2 separate regions of the Mus musculus genome follow, and region 2 is linked to region 1. Evidence: chromatin loops called from intact Hi-C (ENCODE). Cell type or tissue: heart. All regions are shown on one strand.

The links. Hi-C counts contacts between places; a loop is a spot of excess contacts. Peaks named below come from ENCODE experiments on the same cell type or tissue, not always from the same donor. Only the 100,000 strongest peaks of a DNase experiment are listed, where the experiment ranks them.
Region 2: it touches region 1 in a loop (4-fold over the local background); 14 of 42 quality-filtered maps call a loop at or near these places.

What each region holds. Positions count from the first base shown.
Region 1 is chr12:31,502,322-31,504,821 of GRCm38, reverse strand. All of the region lies in intron 1 of Gm40362 (a long non-coding RNA gene), which reads right to left. Among named protein-coding and RNA genes, the nearest start is that of Gm40362, 4.0 kb to the right of the region's middle. In heart, a CTCF peak has its summit at 1,413 (motif pointing right); no DNase peak of the experiment used is centred here.
Region 2 is chr12:31,946,173-31,948,672 of GRCm38, reverse strand. The region is part of intron 1 of Hbp1 (high mobility group box transcription factor 1); the gene reads left to right. Among named protein-coding and RNA genes, the nearest start is that of Hbp1, 2.8 kb to the left of the region's middle. In heart, a CTCF peak has its summit at 991; no DNase peak of the experiment used is centred here; H3K4me3 peaks cover 320 bases; H3K27ac peaks cover 199 bases.

The DNA.
Region 1 (2,500 bases):
GAGGGAGGCACTTTAAGGGAGGAGCCTAAAGGCATAGTAAAGAGGGGGATACTATCGGTGGAAAGGTCTAAGCAGTGGGGGAGGTGAGGGGCAGATTGCAGATATGTGGGGAGAATTACCTGGGACAAAGGGAATATAAAGAAGCAATATAGGAGCTGGAGAGATGGCTCAGCCATTAAAGGCTAGGCTCACAACCAAAAATATAAGAAGCTATATAGAAGACCACAATCATATAACCCAAATTAAACACACGCACACACACACACACACACACTGAAGGGAGTTACAATACAGGCTCTTGTTAGTCCTCTTGGTTGCTCACAAGATCAGATTGCAGAAGACACCACACACCTTGGTTGCCAGGTACAAAAAAAAGCAATATGGAACTGAATTGGAAACCTCATCCCTGTTGGCTAGCTTTTGAAGGCACTACTGGGAAATGTATGAACTAAGACATCCTGTCGAGCCTTACCTGCCTGTGCAATAGTGGCATGACTGCTGTTGGGCTCTCTGGTTATATTTGAGGCCTGTTCCACAGAAGGGAATGACCCATGCCTGGCACGATAAACCCCACTTAATGACACAGGTCTGTGGAGTCACAGGCCCAGAGGAGGGACTTATTGTTGTCATTTAAGGAAACTGACATAGCATTAAACTACCTTCTGAATATGTTCATACCTACTTGAAGCCTTATTCAGAGAACCCTCTCCTCACAATGAACGGCACCAAGTGCAAGAGACTCATGGCTTCCCAAAATACCGAGAATAAGTCACAGCTGTGGTCTCAGCCCTAAGCAAGATATTTATATCACCCACTCTAAGGCTCAGGCAACCTTGCAGAAGGGGTATGCTGGAAGACAGGATGAAGGTCTGTGAAATTCTATACTCTCGTTGATACAACCACTACAATCATTAACCCTCAACTATAGTGTTACTTCAAGACTACCCCTGTCTACAGTTATAAAATGGAAGGGCTCATGTGGCCCTACTCTTTACTACTGAACTACTGGGTAGAGACAGAGTCTGGGAAAGGAGGGATTACTGCTTTCAGTTGTGTGCCTACCTCTGAGTCCACCAGTCTCCAACCCACAGTGCCAAATCCATGTTCACAGGCATAGCCCTTGTTAAAACCAATGGGCAACAAAATAAGATGTATGGACATGAATGTTAGAGATTTGTGGAGAGCAACGGGATGGACAGGGATGGTAGAAAGATGTGAGAGGCTGAGGATGAGAGTGGTCTGCAATTATTTGCATATGTGTATAAGTTGTGTAAGAACACATTTAAATAAAAATTACATGAACATTTTCTATTACCATTTTATTCAAATTCATACAATAAAATAGTGCAATTTTTAAAAAGGTCATTTATTTATTATGTATAAAGCATTCTGCCTGCATGTATGCCTGCAGTCCAGAAGAGGGCACTAGATCCCATTACAGATGGTTGTGAGCCACCTTGTGGTTGCTAGGAATTGAACTCAGGACCTCTGGAAGAGCAGCCAGTGCTCATAACTACTGAGCCATTTTTTCAGCCTTAGTACAATATTTAATGTGACTAGTTGTAGTGGATATTCCTGGTTGTCAACTTGACTATATCTGGAGTGAACTACAATCCAGAATTGGAAGGTTCACTTGTGATCCTATCTGGAAGCTGGGAGATACAAATTTCTGGATCTTGGCATGGAGATCTTGAGGCATAGTGGCTATGAATCTCAGAAGATCTGAGCCACACCTTCTGCTGGCAACCTACATAAGGACATTGGAAGAAGGAAGATTCGCTCTTTCTTCTTTGCCTGCTTGCCTTGTGGGACTAAACAACTGCTAGATCCTTGGACTTCCATTCACAGCTGCTGCTGACCATTGTTGGTTGTTGGACTGCAGACTGTAAGTCTTCAACAAATTCCCCTAAAAAAGAGACTACCCATAAGTTCTGTGACTCTGGAGAGCCCTGGCTAATACAGTGGCTCACAGCCATCTGTTGAGACAACCAGTCTCAAAAGACCTGATGCCTTCTTCTGGCTTCCACGAGCACTGCATGCATGTGGTGCATAAACACACACAAGCAGTATACACTTGTACACATAAATACATGAAATGTTCAAAACATATTTTAAAAAATCACATGGAACATGTTCAACATCTCTAGCCATTAGGAAAACAAAAATTTCCCCAGTAAGAATGTGTATCAAAGCAATCAAGAAGCAACACATGTTGGCGAGGTTTGGGGTGGGAAACTTATACCACTGCTTGGAATGTAAAACAGTGTGGAGGTTCCTTTAAAAACAGAATTCCCACATGACCCTGTCATACCACTTCTGGGAATATGCCTAGGCAAATGAGTTAATTTACTATACAGATATTTGCATATCCATTTGATTGTGGCAATATTCACTAGCCAACACAACCAAGGTGTCCAATAACAGATGGATGATTTAAAAAAGCACGTTACATTCACACATGGAATACTATTCTATCATAAGAACAAAGTTATGGAACTTA
Region 2 (2,500 bases), 440 kb before region 1:
GGTTCTTTGTGTGCACCACAATCTGGTCTGTGTATCGGCTGGAAATAAAGATGTCAGTACTCTCTTACAAGTTCTCCTGTTATTCCCCAACTGCTAATAAAACAACGGCAGATGGTTTCTGTGTTTTAAATTTCACATGTGTACAAGAAGGGGAAAACAAATCTCATAATTCAGAAAATTTGAATCATTTCAATTGTTACTACCCAAAGTCAGTAATAATTCCGTGTACTTTCATATTTTGTTCTGCATTTACTTTACTCCTGGTCATACTTTATATTACATTTTCATTATGGAAGTTAGAATTTTTTAAACCCATACCTGGTCTGTAACCCCAGCACTTGGGAGGTATAAGCAGAAAAATGGGTCATGACCTTGGACACATACTGAGTTCCAGACCAGCCAGGGCTACTTGAAAAAAAGAGTGAAATTTAAAATTTAACCTTATTAGAGCATTTTTTTTTTTTTACTTTTTTTGGTTACTTCAGTGTGTGTGTGTGTGTGTGTGTGTGTGTGTGTGTGTGAGAGAGAGAGAGAGAGAGAGAGAGAGAGAAGACAGATGGCATAGTCTTCATTGAACTACCTGTCCTGAAGAGTCTGATGTCTAATCCAGGCTGGCCTTGAATTCCTGTCAGTCTTCCATCCTTAGCAATCCTTGAAAATAAAAAGCTATTAACGCTGCTATAGAAATGCTGCCTTGCTTGTTTGGTGATCTGTAACTCACTGTATAGACAGGCTGGACTAGAACTCACAGTGATCTTCCTGCCTCTGCCTCCTGAGTGCTAAGCCCACCAGGTCTGAACAAAAAAAAGAAGAGGCTGTTTTACAGGTTGTCGTAATATGAAAATGTCCAGGATTGTAATTAAGTTTAGGAGAGTATTTTCTGTCATATAAACATTTCATTTAAACATTGATTTATTTTTTTATTTTATGCGTGTGAAGGTTTTGTCGTCTTGTCTGTCTCTGTAGTACATGGCCTGCAGTACCCAAGGAGGCCAGAAGAGGTAGTGGGAGCTACCATCTGAAACTGAAGTTTACAGACCATAGTTAGCTGATGTGGGTGGGTGCTGGGAATTGAACCCACGGCCCCTGAAAAAGGAATCAACTAGCCCTTAAATCTTCAAAATGACTTGCCTTAAATATTACTTGAATTGGTTCATGGACGGTTACAGTCTGTATTAGTGTTTCATGTTGACTGAACATGAAAATAATTTTCTTAGATGTGATTTGTAATGTTCAGCAAAGGAGGATGTGAAATGTATTTTTTATACCTGTAACAATTTTGAGGAGTAAATAGGTTTCAGTTTATTGACAAATAAGGAAATAGGTATCAGTGGTTAGACTGTTCAAAGCACAAAGGCGGTATTAAGCAGTAAGTGTAAGCTATAGCAGTGTAGTTTACCAAACCCACAGTGTGGCTTCTTGTTTTCATTTCTTAGCTCAGTGGCAAGCTAGAGTAGTAGAAACACTTGTCAGAGAAGAGACATTTAGAATATTATTAAAGAACTGCAGTAAAGTCTGCTAACTGCTTTTGATATAGAACATTGAATTTGATACTTAGTTATTTAATATTTTTATAAAATAATAGTCAATATTTGATAGTTTTAGTGCCTTTTGTCACTTGTAAGCATATAATTCACTTTAAGTACTTCGATTTCTATCGTGAGAGTTCTTTGAAAACAATTTTCTTGGGTCTAGCAAACACAGAAGTGGATGCTCACAGTCAGCTATTGGATAGGATCACAGGGTCCCCAATGGAGGAGTTAGAGAAAGTACCCAAGGAGCTAAAGGGGTCTGCAACCCTATAGGTGGAACAACATTATGAACTGACCAGTACCCCCGGAGCTCGTGTCTCTAGCTGCGTATGTATCAGAAGTCAGTGGAAAGAGAGGCCCATGGGTCTTGCCAGGGCCAAGAAGTGGGAGGGAGGGGGCAACCAGAAGAGTTGTCTGCAAGTTTAGACTTTCTTTTCCTGTACAGGACATAAAAACCTTAAAAATCAAAACTTTATAGAAAAAAACCAAAACATTAGCAAAGCCTACGTCAAAACCAAATTCACCATAAGTAGTTGGAAGGGCAAATATCCAAAACAGTACATATTCACTTGGCCTGTTAATTGTAGGTAGTTCTCTAAAATTAAAGTCAGGATTCCCCCCATACACAATTATGTTGTGATAAGATAAATAGGGCAAGTGCTGAAATCCTGAGTGGTAGAAATTCTAAGTTAGTATATTGTCCATGTTGAGTGATCTTCACTGCAGCCTGTTGATGGGGAGAGGGGAAGACCTAGTTGTGAAGAATGGCTCTCTGCAGGGGGAGAGCAACCAAGACAGCTCCAGGGAGGATCCTGTGGACTCAGAACAGCATTGTTGAGACAAAGGCTAACTGACAATGATGGTGAAGTGGGCTGTTTCCAGGTGCAGCTGGAGCCAAAGTCTTGTTCAGTCCAAAGAACATAGTACAGATGTTCAGAAGGATTTGAAATCACAACGATAGATTGAAT